Linked DNA regions of Homo sapiens: region 1 is linked to region 2. Evidence: read pairs that join two places in POLR2A ChIA-PET (ENCODE). Cell type or tissue: PC-9. All regions are shown on one strand. Each heading gives the region's core, and the rest is flanking DNA. Links, peaks and the distances in the headings are about the cores only.

Region 1 (2,500 bases), core at 1-2,500, 75 kb after region 2:
GCCTGTTTGTCCCTTTTGCCTATCCTATTTTTAGTTCAAAACTCAGTCTAAACATCGCCGTATCCAGGAAGCATTCCCTGACCCTCCCAGTCTGGGTTGGATGCTCCCCTTTGATGCTCCCAAGCCAGTCTATGCACATCACAGAAAAATATCATGTTTGTTTTTCTGTCTTTCCCACTGAAATTAGAGCTCTTTGAACCTTATTCCTCTATGCACTCATAGGGCCTGGCACAGTACCAATTGGCACATAGTATCAATTATTTGTTGATTAAATGGGTAAACATACCCATTTTAGTGACGGTGAGCCACTTAGGGGTTATAATCAAGAGGGAGACATGATTCAATTGTTCAATAAAGAATTATTGAGAGTGACTTTTTGCAAGGTACTGGGGATAAATAGTGCAACAAATAAAATGGAAAAGGGGCCAGGCTCGGTGGCTCACACCTGTAATCCCAGCACTTTGGGAGGCCAAGGTGGGCAGATCACTTGAGGTCAGGAGTTCGAGACCAGCCTGGCCAACATGGCGAAACGCCATCTCTACTAAAAATACAGAAATTAGTCAGGTGTGGTGGTGGGTGCCTGTAATCCCAGCTACTCAGGAGGCTGAGGCAGGAGAATCGCTTGGACCCAAGAGGCAGAGGCTGCAGTGAGCTGAGATCGTACCATTGCACTCCAGCCTGGGCAACAAAGCAAGACTGTCTCAAAACATTTTTAAAAATAAATAAAGTGGAAAGGGTTCCAGCATTGTTGGGGCTTACATTAGTAGAGGGGAGGGGAAAAGGAGGGGGAGAAAAGTAAGTAAAGAAATAAAGGAACAAAGTTATAATAGAGACTAAAGGGGGGCGTGTGGTGGGTGGGGGGTGGGTGTTGCTAATTTAGACTGAGTGGCCAGGAAAAGCCTCACCAGGGAGGTGACAGATAAGCCGAGATCTAAATGGCAAGAAGGAATGAGTCACATGAAGACCTACAGTCAGAGCAATCCAGGGCAAAGGCAAAGTGCAAAGATAGCACATTTGGCATATCTATGGCACAGAAAGAAGGCCTGTGCGGATGAAGGGTGATAAACTGGCATGAGAATCATAAGAGATGAGAATGGCAAGGCAAGGAGAAACCAAATCACAGAGTCCTGTAGGCCTGGTAAGGGGTTTGGGTTTTATTCCAAGTGGGATGAAGAGCCACTGAAGGATTTTAAGCAGTAAACAATGACAATTTGACTTACATTTTTAAAAGATATGTTTCTCTGTGAATAAATAAATAAGAGTAGAAGCAGAATCACCAGTCAGAAATTTGCCTTAATCCAAGCAAGGAATGATAGTGGCTTCATCTAACATAGCAGTGGTAAAGATCAAAATCAATAGTTTGTGACATTATATTCTGGACATTATCACATCAACATTTTTGGAAACAAATTCTGGTAGCTGTGTGGAGAACAACTTGAAGGTAGTGGCAAAAACAGAAGCAGAAAAGCCAGTTAGGAGACTATTGTCATAATCTAATAGCAAAATAACACATAGGGGAGAGTAGGAGGAATGACGTATGAGAACACGTTAAAAATAGAGGATATTTTTCTCCAGAAAGATGAGGGTTCTTTAATCTTTGAAACAATCCTGTGAGGTTGGTATCATTAACCCATTTTACAAATAGAAGGAAACTGGAGCAGAGATAAACCAAGTAATTTGCCCAAAGTTACACAAAGGTAAGCCAAGACCTCAACTCTTGGTGAAAACCCATGCTGTTTTCACATATCATGCCAGGTCTTTCCTCAAAGGGAAGAGGCCAGACAACAAAGCTGACTTCAGAAAACATCATGGCAAAATAGCAAAAACAAACGAACAAATGAACAAAGGAAAAAACAAAAAGAAAACATCATGGCATAAAGACAGAGGGAAAGCTCTGGAGGCCCCTGGAAGGAAGGAGTTAAATGATAATCCCTGCAGGCCATCGTTCTTGTAGGATGGGAAGCCTTGGGATTAGTCTCTGGGGCAGGCCTGATTCAATGACTCTGTGGGGCTGGGTCTTAGGTACCCCATCTGGGAGAACTGCGAAGAGGAAGAGAAAACAAATCCAGGACTACAGACCCCACAGTTCTCTCGCTGCCACTTCAAGTCACGAAATGACAGCATTATTCACATCCTTGTGGAGGTGACCACAGCCCCGGGTACTGTTCACAGCTACCTGGGCTCCCCTTTCTGGATCCACCAGGCTGGTAAGAACTTTCTTCCTCATTCTTCCCACATAGTTCCCACCCCCACTGAATCTGACCCTGTGCCCAGGATCCCCAACTCTGACCCTTCTGACCGATGGCTCTGGTGGCACAATGCCTTGTGCACAGAAGGACTTAAGCTGCTCCCTGCTGACATCCCTGTAGTGCGCCTCCCCACCCCAAACTTGCACTGGAGGGAGATCTCCAGTGGGCATCTGGAATTGGAGTGGCAGCACCCATCGTCCTGGGCAGCCCAAGAGACCTGTTATCAACTCCGATACACAGGAGAAGGCCAT
Region 2 (12,560 bases), core at 4,305-6,804:
AGTGCTCTTATAAGCCAACACAACATATAACAGTAAGTGTACATACAAATAAACACATCTAGGTATGTAGACACATACACAAGCGAAAATTCAATAGCTTATACCTTGGAACTTTACCCATGCCATAGCAATACAAACTCACCGGCTTTACATGGTTACACTTTGTTTGCCCTGATAGGTAATCCAACAAAGGCTATGAGCCAAAATTTTGGGTAAAGCAGTTTTCATGGCAGTTTGATTTTTAAGGGCCAAACCTCCCCAGACTCCAAAGAACACTGGGGCTAAACAGCACCAAAGGAAAACATTACATATTAACTAGGCCCGACTCTGCTTAAAACAGCAGAACAAAAGCCTGGATACATGCAACTCCATCCCACGTTCCCATTCAACAGCAAACTCCAGATTCCAAACAATTTTGGGGCCAAAGAGTATTGCAAAAGATTACCAAATTAAATTCTAATTCCTCATGCCTATATCAAATACACACAATCACCAGAACACTATCCAACTACTGCAGCAACAGACAAGCCCTTAGTGTCCAAACTGAAAAGTCAGGGTGCTTCCTCTCTCTTCTGTGTTTGGGCTTGATCAACCAGCAAATGGGAATTCCTTAAGGAATTTCCCAAATTGAGAGGAGCTGACCCCGCCATCTGCTACCCAAAAAAGACGCTCACTTGCCGGGACATAACACACAAGTACAAACAAGTCCCCAAGAGTGTCCATCCTGAAACAGTCATGGTGCTTCCCTCTCGGTCAGTTGGGCTTGTTCCGTCTACAAATGGAAATTCCTTTAAAAATTTCCCAGATTGAGAGGAGCAGATCCTGCTGTCTGGACCCACAAAGGACACTCACCTATCTAGGTGCCTAGCTTGAGTCGGAGGCTCTGTCTAATCAACTATAGCTGCAGTGGTGGGTCAGAAAACATAATCTGGTCGTTGGGATTCTTCCTTGCAGTGAGGATGGTCATGGTGAATGGGACCAATACTCCAAAAGATGTCTATCTCAGGGAACTGTCACTCACTGAGAAGGGAGTGGGTGCCTGGAGGCATTGGAAGCCTGTAGGTGCTATGCCTTATGCCCATTGTTCCCTGAGACTGTCCTCAGGACGGAAAGAACAGTGCCTCTCCACTTAACACTATATCTCCAGCACCCCCACAACACCTGGTCCACAGGAGGGATACGATCAGTGGATGCTGAATGGATTCATTCTTTTTTTTTTTTTTTTTTTTAAGACGTAGTCTTGCTCTGTTGCCCAGGCTGGAGTGCAGTGGCTCGATCTCAGCTTACTGCAACCTCCACCTCCTGGGTTCAAGCGATTATCCCGTCTCAACCGCCTGAGTAGCTGGGATTACAGGCATGTGCCACCACACCTGGCAAATTTTTTATATTTTTATTAGAGATGAGGTTTCACCATGTTGTCCGGGCTGGTCTTGAACTCCTGACCTCAAGTGATCTGCCCACCTCAGCCTCCCAAAGTGCTGGGATTATAGCTGTGAGCCACCGTGCCCGGCCTAATTATATTATTTAATCCCCTTACAACTATATAAACTAAGTTCTGTCATCCCCATCTTACAAATGAAAGAGACTGAGACACAAGGAGGTTAAGCAATTTTTCTCCGGTTACACAGCTAGAGCTGGGGCTTGAACCTTCAAGATCAATCTAGCTCCAAATCCAGTGTTCTTTCCACCATTTATTCATTCAACAAACATTTATTGAGCACCTACTCTATGCCAGTCCTATTCCAGGAGGTAGGGATAGGACAGTAAACACACACAAATCTTTCCTTCATAAAGCTTACAATCTAGGAGACAACATTTCAGATTGATAAGACAGATATATAGCATGTCAGAGTGATAGTGCTGAGGAGAAACATAAGGAAATAAAACACAAGGGCAGGGGATAGGAAGTACTGGGAGGTTGCAATTTGAGATGAGGTGGCCAACAAGTCTCCCTGAGAAGATGCCATTTGAGAACATTCCTGAAGGAGGGAGGGAGGGAGGGAGCCATGTGGGTCAGAAGCATTCCAGGCAGATGGAGCTGCTGGTGCAGAGGCTCTGAGGCAATAGGAATGAAGCCAGAGAGGGCCTTATGGCGGTGGGAGGACTCTGTTCCTCTGAGGAAGGCGGGCTGCTGGAGGGACTCTGCACCTCCTAACTGAATCACTCGGGCCACTGGGTTGAGAACAGCCTGTGGTGGGAACATGGCAGAAGCTGGGAGACAGCCCCACAGCCTCTGTGTTCTCCCCACAGTACTCCCATTCACCACCTTCTTGTGGATCTGCGGGTGGTTCGTCCGCACCTTCCGCTTTGTGCCCACGGCCACCTCCTCCTCCTGACCTTCACCGTCACCAATCTGAATTACCCCAACAACCTCTGCTTTGGGGACAGAGTTCAACAGCCCTGTGAAGAGCCTGCCTTTCCACTTGACTCCAAGTTACTTGATAAGACCCAGAACTAGAATAGAGACTTGCCCAATCAATGTTTAAACCAACGAAGCTTTTAGGTGTTGTTTCTCCCATCCAAAAATTTCCCTTCAAACCCCTAAGGGAAGGGGTAAAGGAAGGAAAATTTCATGGGTCCCCTGCTGCAGCTCTGCCTGGGACAGCTGGCCCATGGGTCTGGCTGGGACTGGACCTGGGGACCAGGGTGGGTAAATAAATGTCAGATGTGTGCAAGAGGAATCTGCAGCCAGCAAGCCCTGTTGGGCCCCTGGCTCCCCTGCTCCTCTGAGTCAAGCCCCTTTATTATAAAGGGGATACCTTTATAATGCTTTGCAAATTGGCAGGATGAACACCTGCAATGCCACACCACTGTCTCCCCACCCCACTCCGCCCAACCATCCTCCTGATCCAGACTGCACTGACCTTTTTCTGAGGGAAAGGACATCTAAAGCCATGCCATCCAGTAAGGACACAGCCACATGACAGATGTGGTGCCTGGGCATTTGCAGTGTGGCTGGGATAAATGAGATGCTCTGTAAGTATAAAATAATACCTACCAAATTTTCAAGACTTTTGGTTCACGCCTGTAATCTCAGCACTTTGGGAAGCCAAGGCAGGAGGATCGCTTGAACCCAGGAGTTTGAGAACAGCCTGGACAACATAGCGAGACCCCCATCTCTATTTTTAAAAATAAAAATAAAATACCCTGTACAAAATAAAACTGTAAAATAGCTCATCAATAACATATATAAAAATGTGTTTTGGAATTAAAATGTATTAATTTAAATGTATTAATCTCATGGGTTTCTTTTTCATTTTTGAATGCAGCTATTAGAAAAGTTTATATATGTAGCTCACGCTATATTTCTTTTTTCTTCCCCGTGCCCCAGCCCCCGCCCGCAGACGGAGCCTTGCTCTGTCACCCAGGTTGGAGTGCGATGGCACAATCTCGCCTCACTGAACCTCTGCCTCCCAAGTTCAAGCAATTTTCCTGCCTCAGCCTCCTGAGTAGCTGGGATTACAGGGGCCTGCCACCATGCCTGGCTAATTTTTGTATTTTTAGTAGAGACGAGGTTTCACCACGTTGGCCAGGCTGCTCTTGAACTCCTGACCTCGTGATCCGCCCACCTCAGCCTCCCAAAGTGCTGGGATTACAGGCGTGAGGCACCATGCCCGGCGGCTCAGGCTATATTTCTAGCGGACAGGGCTGTTCTAGAATTATGACTGGCCTCCAGTCATCTCCGCAGAACAAAGCAAAGAGATGCGAAAGCAGGTCGAGCACCATTATTTTGTGAACTGATAATAACAAGATAAGGGTGATCTTGTTTTTCTTTTCTAGTTCATACACATCAGGAGGAGAAAGCAAGAGACATCACAGGGGCTGATCCAGGAGATGAGGGACAGCCTACAACAGCTCCAGCCAGCCTGCCCTTCACCAGTCCGGAGGGTGGTGTGTGTGTGGTGCCAGATTTGCCTATTAGAAGCTCCCACCATGTCCCTATTAAACTTTAGAACCCTCCATGGGCCCCTTACACAGCCCAAGTGCCTCACTATGGGCCTTCAAGACCCTGAACAGCCTGAGCCAAACTTGTCTTTCCAGCTTCCTCTCACATGCTTCCTGCTCAAAACCCCCACAGCTGTCAGTTCATGCTATCATTTAGTCTGCTAATCAATCATTCAACAAATATGTATTGATTACGTCCTACATACTAGCTACTGAGGTCATGATGATTAGCAAAAGAGGCACTGTCCGTCTGCTTGCTGGGGACCACACATCTAGCAGGGAATGACAGGTAAATACATAATAGGCAATTAAGCATATTGCAGTAAGAGTAGTTGTTGGGGAAGCACAGGGGCCATGGGTGCACCAAAGAGGCACCTCTAAACCAGCCTGCAAGTCAGGGAAGGCTTCCTGGAGGAGGTGGCATCTCAGTTGAAGAATGCAAGTTGCCCAGACTGAGGCTGGGGAGTGGCAAATATCCCAGGCAAGGGAGAACTCTTGAGTTCAAAAACTGGAAGGGCAGAGAGGAGGGCAGGGTGCCAGTGGCAAATGACTGGCCTGGTGTATATGGCAGGGGCTTTATGAGCCTTGTGAAGGAGTGTGGCATTTCTTCTGAAGTGTTTATTCTGGGAGTTCCTGTCTCCTGCCTGAAAGGCCTTCACCCCTCCTCCCTGTTCACTCAAATCCTGCTTCCCCAGTAGGATCCAGTCTGTGGGGCTCATTTGAGGGAGAATGAGCACGGGGCTTTTGGAGGCTGCAGCCTAGGGCCAAGGGATGGAGGTACTGGGGCTGTGTTTGGGGGTCCGCTGATGTTGGAATTTGGGGCTAAAGCTGGGTTTGAGGTTGGCGTTGGGTTTGGGGGCTGGATTCAGGAACAGGAGTCGAGGTTCGGGCTGAGCGTGAGGTTGGGATCTAGGACCTTAGTCCAGAATTTGAGTTGGAGTTAGGAGTTGGGGGCTGAGGTTTCTAGCCAGATTAGGGGTTGGATTTGGAGTTGGGACTGGAATTGAATTTGGAAATGGGGCTGGGGGTTGGGGCTGAGATGTGACGCAGGAGCTGGGGCAGGGGTGGAAGCTGGGAGTTCTAGCTAGGGTTTGCAGCTGCAGCTAGAGTTAGGGGTTGGTTTTGAAGCTGGAGCTAAAGCTAAATCGGGGTCGGAGCTGTGGAATGGGTTGGCGCCCAGGCTCTGGGGCAGATAGACGACATTCCTCCTGCTGCCCAGGTCTGCGAATTGTGTTCCGAGCCCTAACTGCAGCGGACAGAAGCCCCTCCCTTCACAGGAATGCCTCAGCCCAGCAGAAGGAGCAGTGCCACGTCAGCCAATCGGCTCAGGCCCTGCCCTGGAAACGACACCTGTTCATCCTCCTCCCGGCAGGCTCACCTGAGTGCAGGTTAGGCAGGTGAAGTGTCTCCCCGGAAACCAAGCTAGAGTGCCCCACCTGCTCGGCCCTGCCTTCTCGGATCGGATCCAGCACATCCAGGCTTCTCGTGAGTTCCCCCATTGTCCCCCAACGCCCCACCGCCCCCATGTTCTCCCACTCGCTTCTCCCCTGAGAACCTCCACCCCGCCCCCAGCCTGACACCCGTTGTCTCAGCACACCTGTGCAAGCATTTTCAGACCAACGAAGTCACAGCCCAGGGGAATGCTGGGACTGACTCCACGGCCACGCCCACCTCCCCCACTTCCTTGAGAGCATCGGCACCAGCCCCCGCCCACCTCGGGGGTAGGGGTCAGCCTCTGCAGAGGAGTCTCCGGGAGGACAGATACCTCGTCAGGATGTAACCTGTGCACGGCCACATAGTAATATTCCCAGAATGACCCAGGACCTACGTCTTCTGCCCTGTCCTGCCTTGGAGGGGTAACATCGTTTTCATGTATTCAAAAAGCACGCTTTGAGCATCTATGCAGGCTCTAGGCCCCACTGGAATTCTGAAACGAAGATGTCAGGTGACTCATCCCCACCCCTCAAGATAAATGTTATTGTCTTCACTTTTCAGACAAGGAGACTGAGGCTCTAAGAGACGAACCATTCAGGCTTCCTGGCCCCTCCCCCAGACCCCTCTCCTGGGCTCTGCAGGGCTCTGGGCTGACTAACCCACACCCACACTTAGCACAGGCACTGGCCTGCTTGCTTCTGTCTCTGTCTTCTGCTGCAGACTGGGGCTCCTTGAAGGCAGGGACCTCATGTGCTTTATTTTTGCCCAATGTGAGACATGCTTTCCTCTGGAGGACAGGTTAAATCAGCAGCCACTGTTAGGTGCCTGGCCATGTTCCTACCGGTGGGAAGGACTGGAGCTGGGGTTCAAATCCAGAGCCCTCCTTTTTCCTTTGCTCCACTTTAGAGAAATCGTGGAGGAGGATGGCATGGGGGAATGGCGAGTGTGGAGAAGAGCAAGGGGAGCAGAAAGACCAGTGAGGAGGTGGAGGCGGGAGCCAAGGATACGAGAGCAGGGAACTGGCTAGAGAAATGTTTAGAGGTGGAGCCCCAGGGACAGGACGTGGATTAGATACAGCAGAGGGAGGAGGAGCTGGCTGAGAGGGCAGTGATGCCATGCCTGAAGTGAGGAACGCAGAAGGAACAGGTTGGAGTAAGACAACGAGCTTGGGTTGGGACCTGTTGCATCACAGGGACATCAAGGTGACAATTGACTCAGGACGGAGATGTAGGTTGGAGAGAGGAATTTGGGAACTGGCAGCTTATATTACCAAACTCATGGCTGTGAGATTGGATGGGATGTTAGGGGAGGGAGGGTGTTAGGGGTCTGGTCCTAACCCACAGAGAAGGAGGAGACACAGCCCTAAAAGAGAAGTGTCAAGGTCAGTCAGGCTTCTGGTTCCAGAAGGGTTAAGTCATAAGCGCCCCCTCCATCCCCACAGCTCCTCCCGAGGAACCAGTGGTGACAGCTGAGGCCATGTGAGTAGGATCCTGAATGAGGCTTTATCTCTGGCTGTTCGTCCCATCGTCCACCGTGGCACCAGCTCCCTCAGCCAGCCGGGATGGGACCAGCGACTGAGAGAGCCAGAGGCAGAGAGGTCAGGGCCTGGGTGAGGGGATTCCCTGGAGGGTTTTAGGGGGTACCCTATGGGCAGGGTACTCCCCTGGGGTCATTGGAGAGCCATTCCCAAGGGACAGTACTGCAGAGGGGGCTATCCCAGGGGAGATTCGGGGGAACACTGGGGTGGATTCTCAGGGATCATCCCCAAGGCTCCCAGGTGGGACCGTGGGGGACAGGTGGGCTGGGAAGGTAAGACTGTGATCCTTCCCCTACAGGTGAGGGTGACCATATCCTGGACTGTGAGAGGAATGGGACTCTGGGCCTGTAGCTGCCAAGCAGGTGGCAGGTGCTCCAGGCTGTGATCTGAACCCTCTGACCCCTGACATTGACCTCCTACCCTGACCCCTGCCTGACCAAGCCATGTCTGAACAGGAGGCTCAAGCCCCAGGGGGCCGGGGGCTGCCCCCGGACATGCTGGCAGAGCAGGTGGAGCTGTGGTGGTCCCAGCAGCCGCGGCGCTCGGCGCTCTGCTTCGTCGTGGCCGTGGGCCTCGTGGCAGGCTGTGGCGCGGGCGGCGTGGCACTGCTGTCAACCACCAGCAGCCGCTCAGGTGAATGGCGGCTAGCAACGGGCACTGTGCTCTGTTTGCTGGCTCTGCTGGTTCTGGTGAAACAGCTGATGAGCTCGGCTGTGCAGGACATGAACTGCATCCGCCAGGCCCACCATGTGGCCCTGCTGCGCAGTGGTGGAGGGGCCGACGCCCTCGTGGTGCTGCTCAGTGGCCTCGTGCTGCTGGTCACCGGCCTGACCCTGGCCGGGCTGGCCGCCGCCCCTGCCCCTGCTCGGCCGCTGGCCGCCATGCTGTCTGTGGGCATTGCTCTGGCTGCCTTGGGCTCGCTTTTGCTGCTGGGCCTGCTGCTGTATCAAGTGGGTGTGAGCGGACACTGCCCCTCCATCTGTATGGCCACTCCCTCCACCCACAGTGGCCATGGCGGCCATGGCAGCATCTTCAGCATCTCAGGACAGTTGTCTGCTGGCCGGCGTCACGAGACCACATCCAGCATTGCCAGCCTCATCTGACGGAGCCAGAGCCGTCCTTCTTCTCACAGCGGCCTCAGCGTCCCCAGAGCCGAGCCAGGGTGTGAGTGCATGTGAACGTTGAGTACACATGAGTGCGTGTATGCCCCCAGGCTGGGTCAGCTCTTCTGTGGATTGCATGGCGTGTGATTAAAAGCCCATGTGTTCCCACACATCCACATCATGGGAAGGTTAATGTGTGCCTCCTTGGAACTGGGTGTTGGTGTCCATGGAACTTCCTCTCTGTATCTCAGGTCAGTAGGCGCAGAAACGCCTCATGATGAAGATTCTTGAGCCCCATTTCCAAGACCCCTCACATCCAATCCTGTCCTGTAACATCCATCAAGGATTTCCATAGGGGTGACTGGTGCCCACCCAAGACTGCACCAGTGCCTGCTCATTGAGGAGAGTAACTGCTGGCCAGGCAGAAAGAATATGGGCTCTGCAATGAGACAGACCTGGAGGGGACTCTCCCGTTGAGCACTAGCAGCTGGAGGAGTTGGGAGTTCATGGCTATCATGGTTGTGTTAATCGATTGTGGGGATGAAATGTCATTGTGTATGGAAGGCGGGGCTCATGGCTGATTGGCAATAAAATGGCGGCTGCCGTTGTCATTGTCTCCATCTCAGGATCTCACCTCAGAGACCCTTCCTCCCCTACCCCAAGCCCCGCCCCATCCAAAGCAAACTCCTCACTCCTATCTCAGCCTCATAAACCGTGCCTTGAGGGTCTCCTCAGTCAGGCCTGTGGTTTCTCCTCTTAGGTAGGGAGAGGACGGAGTGGATGCCAGCCTTGGGAAGGTGGTCGGTTTCCAGTCCCAGGGAGAGGTGAGGGACCTGAGTCCTTCGCATTTGCTCACATGCTAGTTCAATATGAGGCCTTAAGTGTTTGGTGTTATCAGCTGGTTTCTCTGGCAACTGCACCTCCCTTCGGTTGTGCCTCTTCAGCGGATTCCCTGAGGGTGGTTGGGAGGCTACATCTCCCTGCCCCACCTCTGAAACCAGAACATCCCACGTCTGGGCAGTGGCTGCACCAGCTGGCCTGCTCTAGGTTCCTGGGCATGGGAGAGGTGTTTCAAATCCCCTAGGGTGGTGAGAGTCACTTCCTGCTTGGAGTCAGCCCTGGGAGGATCTCCCCTCTGTAGCATGCAGTGCCATTTCCTGGCTGATGGTGAGCCACGGGAAGCAGCACTCAAGTGTTTCATCACTTCCTGCTTCTCGAGGTGCAGACTGCATGAAGCCCGTGGAAGATGCCCAGAAAAGCAGGGAAATGAGACCTGTCTCCAAAGAAACGTTACAGTAGAACTACAGAGGCTCTGACAACAAAAAGTTGGCTTTCAGCAGAAAAGGTCAAGGATGTCTCCTGGAGAAAACACGGGGCTGACAGATGAGGGGAAGAGTGTTGCCAGTGGAGGGAGGGAACAGCGTGAACAGACCTGGGAGAGAAAGACAAGGCGTGTCCCAGAACGCCAAGGACAACAGAAATGGCTCCCCTGGGTGCTCCAAGGGTGCCTCATACCCACCATATTCAAAACTGACCCTGCTCCTCTCATCTTGAATGAGCTCCTCTCTCTCACCCGGAGGTGCCACGCTCAGGGGGCATCTAGAGTAGAGACTCGGTGCAATGCTAGTTGGCACCGTCACTGTCTCCTCACCCAAGTCCACTGACAAATCACCAACTCCTCTGGTTTCCCTCACACAGATTTGTCTGACAATCCATATCTTCATGCTCACTGCCCAGAAGGGACCCTCTTCATTCCTGCCTGAGTGGCACATCGGCCTCCTCCTCTCTCCCTGCTTCTGCTCTTTTCTCTTCATTCCCCTTCCCCCTGCCATGCACACACACATCCCTTGAGCCAGAGTGATCATCCTAAAGCTAAAACGAAAATCTGCCTCAGAGCCTGTCTGTGGCTGCCCATACCTCAGCCTTCCCAAGTGCTGGGATTATAGGCGTGAGCCACCACACCCAGCCGACATAGAGTAGGTTCTTTATTGGATGGATGAAGGACTCCGGCATGGCCAGATGGCAATGAGTGTGCAAGGAGCAAGGAGAGACCCACCTATAGCTGGGAGGGGATAGGGAAGGTAGGCCACTGCCCCTGTTGGCCCTGAATCTGTCCCTCCCAAAGCCCCCTGCTCTCTACCTCAGTTCTCACTCTTCCTGAGTTCCCAAGGGCAATCTATCACTATGACCCACTCCTGGCCTGATATGGGACTACAGAATGTCCTGCTTTCCTGTAATATGGGGAGAAATACCCTTTCCTTTCATCTGAGACAGGGTTAGACTCTTTTGCAATTCTCACATTATTTCTTTTCTTTTGAGATCAAGTCTCACTCTGTCACCCAGGCTGGAGTGCAGTGGCGTGATCTCTGCTCACTGCAACCTCTGCCTCGCAGGTTCAAGCGATTCTCATGCCTCACCCTCTCGAGTAGCTGGGACTACAGGCGCATGCCATCTTGCCCGGCTATTTACAATATTTCTTTTAAGAAACTAAAGAAAAAACAGAAGCCCAGAGGCTTAGAAAATGGGGAAAGAGAGGGTTACCTGGCATAAGCATCTGACTGAGCAGCTGCCGTGGGTGAGTGGGTGAGCACCAGGCTCTCCTGGGAAGGACGGGAGATGGAGACTAGGGCTCATGGCCCCAGGGCACTGATCCCATAGGGTAATGGACACCCAACTGTAACAGGAGACAGGTGATGGTACCAGCTAGGTAAAGCACGGGCAGGGAAGAAATGTGTCTACCTCCTCAATCACTGAAGTAGGCTTCCCACAACCTCTTGCCTGCAGCCTGCTCAAATCATTTCACTGAATACTTTCTTTGCCTCCATTGCAACCAGAAGCCCACTGGCATCTCCGTTCTCCCTCTGTAAAGCTGCTGCCTCCTGACTTCACTGCCCCCTCCTGCCCACCCCCTTACCATCTAGTTAAGGTTCTGTGGCCATCATTTCACCTGCTCTTTGAGGGACTTGTCAAGTCCTTAGCCCTCTGCCCTTGGGTCCCACCCTCCCAGCCAAACCCCCTCCATAGACAAATCCATCCATCTGCCTTGGATGCGCCCGCCCCACTGTGAGTGGCCATTAGAGAAATCTGTACAGCCAGACAGCCTGCTGTCACTGCGAACTCCTCTATCAAGTTCTCAGCTGAGGCCAGGCACGGTGGCTCACGCCTGTAATCCCCGCACTTTTGGAAGCTGAGGCGGGTGGATTGCTTGAGCCCAGGAGCTCAAGACCAGCCTGGGTAACATGGCAAAAACCCCGTCTCTACCAAAAATACAAAAAAGAAGTTCTCAGCTGAATCTGCACTGCGGCTCCTCAGTGACACTGCCTTTTCCTGGTTGGCTCCTGCTCCTACCGTGACTCTGAAGTTCTCTCCACCCTCTTCACCACCCCCAACCCCCACATCCTCCCACCCCAAACACCACTCTCAGCAAAAGACAGCCTCCTCTCTTCATGAGAAGGCGAGAGCCCGTGACAGGAGCCCCTCACCACGGCCCCCACCAAATCTATCCTCACTTACTCCTACTTGTCCAATGGCCTTGGCAGCCCAGCAGAGGAATTTGGACTTTGTCCTCAGGACACTGGAAAACATGGAAAGACTTTCGCCAGGGGAGTAGGGTACTGTGGCCAGAATAGGATTTGGGACTTGCTGGCTGCGGTGTGGAGCCAGGGATTGGCCTTAGAAGAAAAAGAATGAGAAGAAATGGCCAAACAGCCCGTCTCGGCTGGCCACTGAGGGACGAGAAGAAGTTGGCCCAGCTAGAGAGGTTAGGAAGAGTATCCCAGAAAGAAGGAATAGCACAAAGAAGGGTCCAGACCTGGAAATCTAAACTGGCATTGGATGAAGGAAAAATCCAAAACAAGGGCTGATGGAGAGACAGCACAGCCTTGTCTGGACCTAGAGGCTCCCATCGGTGGCAGTGAGGTGGAGAGAGGAGCTTGACACATGTCCCTCCTGGGTTTAACATTCAAACTCTAGGTTCTCAGCCATGTCCCTTCATATCTGAGACTGGAAGAATATGCTCTAGAAACTGCCAAATCTGGTCCAGTCCAGGTGGTCCTCACATCACATCCAGTCACATCTCACAGGAGACCTTGGGCCTCTGGACACTCAGGTCTCAGACCTTGGAGGAGCTTCCTCCAGGCCCCAAGGGACCTGCACATGCCCCGTCATACTCAGCTCATGCAGGAGCACAAGGACAGGGGCTGCCTTCCTGCCTTTTGCAGGGGACCTGTGAGACTCCCCTGGGCATAGCCCTGGCAGCCACCCCAGATACCTGGAGGGCAATAGAAGCTGAGGGCCAGGCCCGGCCAGAGATGGGACACACCAGCTCTACCCTCATGACCTGCTCTCCCAAAACTGGACCTTGTACCCTGGGACTTCTCAGCCGCTATTCACTGTAGAGGGTAAAGGTGGGAGGACCCAGCCCAGGCAAGATGAGAGTCCAACAGCCGAGACAGTCCTTCTCTGAGTCTATTTCATCGTTACTTCAAGGTGAGATAATGGTGTTATTGCGGAGTGGGCAAATTGCAGTGAACTTGTTTGAG

What was found. ChIA-PET counts read pairs that join two places held together with the same protein. Peaks named below come from ENCODE experiments on the same cell type or tissue, not always from the same donor. Only the 100,000 strongest peaks of a DNase experiment are listed, where the experiment ranks them.
Region 1: POLR2A ChIA-PET joins it to region 2 with 5 read pairs; 8 of 35 experiments call an interaction of 5 or more read pairs at or near these places.

Annotation. Positions count from the first base shown.
Region 1 is chr1:43,344,423-43,346,922 of GRCh38, forward strand. MPL (MPL proto-oncogene, thrombopoietin receptor) reads left to right here. Exons shown (of 12, transcript NM_005373.3): 7 at 2,023-2,207; 8 at 2,370-2,500. Among named protein-coding and RNA genes, the nearest start is that of MPL, 7.9 kb to the left of the region's middle. In PC-9, for the core only: no CTCF peak of the experiment used is centred there; a DNase peak (open chromatin) is centred at 959; H3K27ac peaks cover 1,725 bases.
Region 2 is chr1:43,265,364-43,277,923 of GRCh38, forward strand. It overlaps TMEM125 (transmembrane protein 125), which reads left to right and starts at 4,620. Exons shown (of 4, transcript NM_144626.3): 1 at 4,620-4,722; 2 at 5,318-5,430; 3 at 6,821-6,976; 4 at 7,215-8,639. The coding sequence starts at 7,360. The coding sequence ends at 8,019. RefSeq lists an enhancer at 4,251-4,754. In PC-9, for the core only: no CTCF peak of the experiment used is centred there; a DNase peak (open chromatin) is centred at 5,248; H3K4me3 peaks cover 1,973 bases; H3K27ac peaks cover 1,634 bases.